Linked DNA regions of Homo sapiens: region 1 is linked to region 2. A link is an interaction called in ENCODE POLR2A ChIA-PET data of the cell type or tissue named here. Cell type or tissue: OCI-LY7. All regions are shown on one strand. Region 1 has its middle 35 kb from the start of ABR-AS1. Region 2 overlaps ABR (ABR activator of RhoGEF and GTPase).

The links. Peaks named below come from ENCODE experiments on the same cell type or tissue, not always from the same donor. Only the 100,000 strongest peaks of a DNase experiment are listed, where the experiment ranks them.
Region 1: POLR2A ChIA-PET joins it to region 2 with 7 read pairs; 5 of 35 experiments call an interaction of 5 or more read pairs at or near these places.

The regions. Positions count from the first base shown.
Region 1 is chr17:1,214,585-1,218,584 of GRCh38, forward strand. It overlaps a transcript of ABR not described here. Among named protein-coding and RNA genes, the nearest start is that of ABR-AS1, 35 kb to the left of the region's middle. RefSeq lists an enhancer at 1,763-2,760. In OCI-LY7, no CTCF peak of the experiment used is centred here; DNase peaks (open chromatin) are centred at 1,767 and 2,227; H3K4me3 peaks cover 1,807 bases; H3K27ac peaks cover 3,427 bases.
Region 2 is chr17:1,163,357-1,167,356 of GRCh38, forward strand. The region is part of intron 1 of ABR (ABR activator of RhoGEF and GTPase); the gene reads right to left. Among named protein-coding and RNA genes, the nearest start is that of ABR, 15 kb to the right of the region's middle. In OCI-LY7, CTCF peaks have their summits at 1,997 and 2,197; a DNase peak (open chromatin) is centred at 1,895; H3K27ac peaks cover 857 bases.

The sequences.
Region 1 (4,000 bases), 51 kb after region 2:
TGACGTCAGGAGTTCGAGACCAGCTTGACCAACATGGAGAAACCCCATCTCTACTAAAAATACAAAATTAGCCAGGCGTAGTGGCACATGCCTGTAATCCCAGCTACTCGGGAGGCTGAGGCAGGAGAATCGCTTGAACCTGGGAGGCGGATGTTGCAGCGAGCCAAGATCGTGCCACTGCACTCCAGCCTAGGCAACAAGAGCGAAACTCCACCTCAAAGAAAAAAATATATATATTTGATTGTACATAGTTTTTCCCTGTAATGTGGCAGCTATCTCGGTGTATATAAGCTCAATGGCCAAGTTCTATTTCTCTCCAAATAAAATACTCAGACCAAAAAAGTATTGCTCTTGACCAGGTGGGGTGGCTCACGCCTATAGTCCCAGCACTTTAGGAGGTGGAGGCAGGCAGATTGCTTGAGTCCAGGTGTTTAAGACCACCCTGGGCAACATGGCAAAACCCCATTTCTACAAAACATACAGAAATTAGGTAGGCGTGATGGTGTGTGCCTGTAGTCCCAACTACTCAGGAGGCTGAGGCAGGAGAATCACTTGAACCCAGGAGGCAGAGATTGCAGTGAGCCTAGATCTCCCCACTACACTCTAGCCTGGGTGACAGAGCAAGACTCTGTCTCAAAAAAAAAAAAAAGAAAAGAAAGAGCTCTCCCTCTCCCTCTCTCTCCACGGTCTCCCTCTGATGCCGAGCCGAAGCTGGACTGTACTGCTGCCATCTCGGCTCACTGCAAGCTCCCTGCCTGATTCTCCTGCCTCAGCCTGCCGAGTGCCTGCGATTGCAGGCGCGCGCTGCCATGCCTGACTGGTTTTCGTATTTTTTTGGTGGAGACGGGGTTTCGCTGTGTTGGCCGGGCTGGTCTCCAGCTCCTAGCCGCGAGTGATCTGCCAGCCTCGGCCTCCCGAGGTGCCGGGATTGCGGACGGAGTCTCGTTCACTGAGTGCTCAATGGTGCCCAGGCTGGAGTGCAGTGGCGTGATCTCGGCTCACTATAACCTCCACCTCCTAGCCGCCTGCCTTGGCCTCCCAAAGTGCCCAGAGTGCAGCCTCTGCCCGGCCGCCACCCCGTCTGGGAGGTGTACCCAGCAGCTCATTGAGAACGGGCCATGATGACGATGGCGGTTTTGTCGAATAGAAAAGGGGGAAATGTGGGGAAAAGAAGGAGAAATCGGATTGTTGCTGTGTCTGTGTAGAAAGAGGTGGACATAGGAGACTCCATTTTGTTCTGTACTGGGAGAAAATCTTCTGCCTTGGGATCCTGTTGATCTGTGACCTTACCCCCAACCCCCGTGCTCTCTGAAACATGTGCTGTGTCCACTCAGGGTAAATGGATTAAGGGCGGTGCAAGATGTGCTTTGTTAAACAGATGCTTGAAGGCAGCGTGCTCGTTAAGAGTCATCACCAATCCCTAATCTCAAGTACCCAGGGACACAAACACTGCGGAAGGCCGCAGGGTCCTCTGCCTAGGAAAACCAGAGACCTTTGTTCACTTGTTTATCTGCTGACCTTCCCTCCACTATTGTCCTATGACCCTGCCAAATCCCCCTCTCCGAGAAACACCCAAGAATGATCAATAAATACTAAAAAAAAAAAGAAAGAAACTGAACACCTAAATAGAACTTACTATGTGCCAGGCTCAGCCCTTATATCAACTTGCTCAGTTCTCACAAATCTGCGAGGTAGGGAAGCTGTTATAACCCCCTGCTCCAGAGGAGGAGAGCGGGGCCCACAGGGGCTGTGTCATTTGCCTAGAGTCACGCAGGAGTGAGTAGCAGAGGCAGCCGCAAACCCAGCTCCGAGTCTTCCTCTGTTCCCTGCACTAGACTCACTCCTCTCACGTCAGAAGTGGAGAAAGGGGCCAGAGGAAAGCTGACGCCATTGGCAAAATCACGTCCAGCCTGAAGGGGCCCGTCGGCTCTAACTAATGCCTCCCATTCACATTGCCCATCTTCCCATCTTTCAAGAAAATCCAGAAATCCAGATTGCTAGGTAAAACCTGGTTTTAAATGGATCCAATTTTGTTTTAACCCTCTGTAGCCCAAACAAAGCACATCAGCAGACTGCACTTAGCCTGGGGCCGGCCACGTGCCACCCTGCTGTTGCAGCTGTCTCTAAGGACTGCGCTGTCCTCTGCCTGTCTAAAGACCCTGGGGAACTCTGGGTCTGGTGGCCAAAGGGGAGTCACCTCAGTGAACAACAGCTCCTTCAGCCCATTGATATGAATAATTAATTTCTGCGTGCTCACTGCCAGCCCACAAAGGTTACCAACAAGCTCGGCATTCAGGAAGCCACTCTGTGCCCTCTGAGACAATGAGGACAGGCGTGGGGGGATCCTAGGGGTGTTCAGGGAGCCCCATAATGAAGCCCAGCATGGTGAGCTGTGCTCAGAGAGCCAGCGGATGCCAGCCCAGCCTGCTGCCTAGGTGGGGCCACAGAGCATCATGGAGGCTCATTAGAGATGGGACATGCGGCGGCTTTCCCTGCTGTCAGCAGGAGTGGGCTCTGGATTCCTCAAGATGCTTTAAAATAAAACGGAAAGGCGCAATTATGCAGCCAAACAGAAGGCGAGGCAGCTGCCTACAAAACGAGGCTTTCTCCGTAATAGGACCCCAACCCCAGAGCACAGTGCGGCCGCCTCACCGTCCCCCCCAAGGCTGCAGCCGTGACGCGTCTGTAATTGGATGCTTCGCTGTTCCAGCTCTTGGATTATTCAAATTACAGGATTTTCAGTTTCAATTAAGGTTATGACCAGGCAACAAGATGAGCAAGATACCATGTTTCACCTTTATAGTCTATTTCAGCAAGAAGCATGGCCAAACTAGTAACAGTGGGGATAATCATAAAATTAACCAACACGTACTGAGTGGTTACCATGTGTCAGGTCTGGTTCAAGGTATGTTATATACATATTGACTTATTTAACCTTCACGCCAACTTACTTGACTATTGATATTATATTATCATCGTCCCCTAGCCTACAAATATAAACACTGAGGTGCAAAAAGGTTGAGGAATTTGCTCAAGGTCACATAGCAGTTAAGTGGCAGAGCCGTGAATCGAACCCAGGCAATGTGGTCCTAGACAGCGTGCTCTTATTTATTTTGTTTTGTTTTTTTGAGACGGAGTCTTGCTCTGTGGCCCAGGCTGGAGTGCAGTGGTGCAATCTCAGTTCACTGCAACCTCCACCTCCCAGGTTCAAGCGATTCTCCTGCCTCAGCCTCCTGAGTAGCTGGGATTACAGGCACGTGCCACCATGCTCAGCTAATTTTTGTATTTTTAGCAGAGACGGGGTTTCACCATGTTGGCCAGGCTGGTCTTGAACTCCTGACCTCAGGTGATCCGCCCGCCTCGGCCTCCCAAAGTGCTGGCATTACAGGAACGTGCTACCACGCCCGACTAATTTTTGTATTTTTAGTGGAGACGGGGTTTCACCATGTTGGCCAGGCTGGCCTCGAACTCCTGACTTCAAGTAATCCGCTACCTCGGACAGCATGCTCTTGATCATCACACCAGTAGCTGTTTTCATTTATACGGAGCTCACCACATGCCGGACCCCATGCTACATTATTTCATTTAACCTTTGCAACACCAAGTGAGGTACAATGATCCCCATTGTATAGAAAAGAAAATAAGCTTATAGACAGGTGAATTAACTTGGTTAAGGACACAAAATAACAAGTGGCTACAGCCTGGATCCAAACCCAGTTTCTCTGATTCAAAGCCAGGCTCTTAACCTTACTTGGTACGTAGTCCCAGCTCATTTAACTTACTGGCGTCCATAAAATTTAGGTCTGTCGGGAAAATTATCTAGTCCAGTCACCTTATTTTAAAGTGAAAAGCTATAGTCTGGAGAGGTTAACAGTTAGTGGTGAGCTGGAGTAGAGAATAACTTTGGCCCCAGAAAGAGCTGTGTTCCAATCCTGGCTCTGTCCTTTGTGAGCTGTGTGACTACAGACCAGTGACTCAATGTCTCTAGACTTGTTAATAT
Region 2 (4,000 bases):
AACTTTTCTTCAGCTTGGCCTCTAGGAGCCAGGGGGTGGCACAAAAGAGAGAAGCAAGTCACAAGATGAGCAAGACGCATCCAGGTGGGACCCTGGCGAAGTGTCACACACAGCACTGAATCCAGACGCAGGGGCCCCAGATAAACTGCAAGACGCCCAGTGAACATGGATGTCGGAGCATCCAGGTGGGACCCTGGCAAAGTGTCACACACAGCACTGAATCCAGACGCAGGGACCCCAGATAAACTGCAAGACGCCCAGTGAACATGGATGTCGGAGCATCCAGGTGGGACCCTGGCAAAGTGTCACACACAGCACTGAATCCAGACGCAGGGACCCCAGATAAACTGCAAGACGCCCAGTGAACATGGATGTCGGAGCATCTAGGTGGGACCCTGGCAAAGTGTCACACACAGCACTGAATCCAGACGCAGGGGCCCCAGATAAACTGCAAGACGCCCAGTGAACATGGATGTCGGAGCATCTAGGTGGGACCCTGGCAAAGTGTCACACACAGCACTGAATCCAGACGCAGGGACCCCAGATAAACTGCAAGACGCCCAGTGAACATGGATGTCGGAGCATCTAGGTGGGACCCTGGCGAAGTGTCACACACAGCACTGAATCCAGACGCAGGGGCCCCAGATAAACTGCAAGACGCCCAGTGAACATGGATGTCGGAGCATCTAGGTGGGACCCTGGCAAAGTGTCACACACAGCACTGAATCCAGACGCAGGGACCCCAGATAAACTGCAAGACGCCCAGTGAACATGGATGTCGGAGCATCCAGGTGGGACCCTGGCAAAGTGTCACACACAGCACTGAATCCAGACGCAGGGGCCCCAGATAAACTGCAAGACGCCCAGTGAACATGGATGTCGGAGGATCTAGGTAGGACGGACCCTGGCAAAGTGTCACACACAGCACTGAATCCAGACGCAGGGACCCCAGATAAACTGCAAGACGCCCAGTGAACATGGATGTCGGAGCATCTAGGTGGGACCCTGGCAAAGTGTCACACACAGCACTGAATCCAGACGCAGGGACCCCAGATAAACTGCAAGACGCCCAGTGAACATGGATGTCGGAGCATCTAGGTGGGACCCTGGCAAAGTGTCACACACAGCACTGAATCCAGACTCAGGGACCCCAGATAAACTGCAAGACTCCCAGTGAACATGAACGTCAGGTGAGCAACAGACAAGCTTTCGGTCTACAGATAAAATGCAAGACGCCCAGTGAACATGAACGTCGGGTGAGCAACAGACTAGCTTTCAGTCTACTATGTCCTAAGTTTTGTATGGGATATACTTACTTTTCTTTTTTTGAGACAGGGTCTCACTCTGTTGCCCAGGCTGGAGTGCAGAGGCATGATCTCAGCTCACTGAAGCCTCGACTTCCCCAGCTCAAGCCATCCTCCCACCTCAGCCTCCGTAGGAGCTGGGACTACAGGTGTCTGCCACCACTCCCAGCTAATTTTTTGTATTTTTATTACAGACAAGTTCTCTCTATGTTGCCCAGGCTGGTCTCGAGCTCCTGGCCTCAAGTGATCCTCCTGGCCTCCCAATATGCCCAGCCATATGGGATATACTTATATTTAAAAATTATTCATTGTTCATCTAAAATTCTAATTTAACGGGGCATCCTTATTTTTATTTGCTGAAAAACTCAGCAGTGCTTTCAGTGTGGTTGGTAAGATTGTTCCCATTCTAAAGGTGAGAAAAACACAGCTCACTAGAGCATAAATAACTTGCTGGAGGTCATAGGCTAAGCAGGTGTTCAAAGACCAAGCTCCCGGCCTGCAGAGGTGCCTCCACCCAGCCGAGCAACAGGCCTGGGGCCACAGAACCGGGCCCTGGAGCGCCTTCCCACAATCCAAAAATGCCCCTCAGTCCCTGGAGGGGAGCCTGTGACCCGGAGGAGCCATTTTCTCCCGGGCAGAGGGAGCTCCTCACAAGCCAGTGCTGGGGGAAGACCTCCTGCGGGTGGATGGCCGGGAGGAGGTGCAAGAGAGGGCTGCAGTCAGCCAGGGTGGCACCCACAGCCCTTCCGGGAGCCACCCCTGCCTGGCGCTGGGACCTGGAGACAAAATGTCCAGGAGGAAACTCAGGAAGCTCCAGAGGAAACCCCTCAGGAAGTCCTGAAATAGTTCCACAGCCCAGAGTGAAAACTTTCTTTTTTTCTTTTTTCTGAGACGAAGTTGTGCTCTTGTTGCCCAGGCTGGAGTGCAATGGTGTGATCTCAGCTCACTGCAACCTCCGCCTCCCGGGTTCAAGTGATTCTCCTGCCTCAGCCTCCCGAGTAGCTGGGATTACAGGCATCCACCACCACGCCCAGCTAATTTTTGTATATTTTAGTAGAGACGGGGTTTCACCATGTTAGGCAAGCTGGTCTCGAACTCATGACCTCAGGTGATCCTCCTGCCTCAGCCTCCCAAAGTACTGGGATTACAGGCGTGGGCCACCATGTCCAGCCCCAAAACGAAAATTTTCAAGTGAGAGCAGCCTTGAGGGTGCCATGGTCTCTCTGAGTCCAGGGCGTAGACCCCCAGTGCCTGGCAGCTTGGCCCGGCTCACAGGGCCCCCTCCCCAGAGCCCACGCAGATGACCTCAGCTCCCACCCCCCGGAGTGTCCGCACCCACCCTCCCCAGCGCGGTCCCCACCTCCGCTCTCCCAGAGCCCACGCAGATGGCCTCAGCCCCCGCCCCCGGAGTGTCCGCACCCACCCTCCCCAGCGTGGTCCCACCTCTGCTCTCCCAGAGCCCAAGGTGGAGTTTCACTTCGGTCATTCTCAGCTCTATTTTTACTCAAAGGTGGTAGGAACACCACACGTTCAAAGCAGGACAGGCAAGTCGTCTGACTCCACGCGGCTGCAAGGCTGAGCTTTTCTGTGAGCAGGGACGGGGGCAGGCTGCGGCCCCATGCAGGGCTTCTCTCCAGGGCCAAGAGTCTAGGTCCAGTGCCCAGTCCCCGGTCCTGATACTCAAGCAGGTGACATTCAGCGTCCTCTTCACCTGGCTGAGAAAGACCAACAGCATCCCCAAGCAGAGGAACAGCACGTGCAAAAGGCACCACACTATGAATGGGCGAGTGTTGTATCCTGGGAAACCGGGAGAGGCTCAGTGTGGCCGGAGGCCCGGGGGTGTGGCAGTGGGGCCAGGAGGGGAGGCTGCGGCTGGAGATGGGTTGGACCCAGTCTCTGAGAAGGCTCCCACGTTGTGCTAAGGAGTTTAGAGTTTATCCTGCAGGAAGGAGGGAGCTACGAAGGCTTGGAGGGCAGATGCTGCAGGCGCCTGGTCCTTCCCATCCAGTGTGGGCAGCGCGGGCCTCACCTGGGACTTGCTAGAAATGCAGAATCCAGGCCGGGCGCAGGGGCTCACGCCTGTAATCCCAGCACTTTGGGAGGCCGAGGCGGGCGGATCACCTGAGGTCAGGAGTTTGAGACCAGCCTGGCCAACATGGTGTAACCCTGTCTCTACTAAAAATACAGAAACATTAGCTGGGCATGGTGGCACGCGCCTGTAGTCCCAGCTACTTGGGAGGCTGAGGCAGGAGAATCGCTTGAACTGGGAGGCAGAGGCTGCAGTGAGAGCTGAGATCGCGCCACTGCACTCCAGCCTGGGTGACAGAGCCAGACTCTGTCTCAAAAACAACAAACAAGCAAACAAAGGAAATGCAGAATCTGAGCTCCGGACCTGCCAAATCAAAATGTGCATGTCCATCATGGCACGGGGGCTGGGGGACCCCGTGATACCCCAGTGATTTATCTTCTCGGGGTGAGGCAAAGCCTTGAGCTCTGGCTGGGCGGAGAGAGAGGCCACCAGTTGGATGTCTCCAGTATCCCCTTCTGATGGCCCTTCTGCCCTCCTAACACCCAGCTCCACCTCCTGCTTGGATCCTCCCTGCTCCAGGACTCTCCGGGGCATCCCCAGTGCTGGATCCAGACACCCAGAGCCCTAGAGCACTTCGTCTCTTCATAGCCACCCCCAACTCCAACCA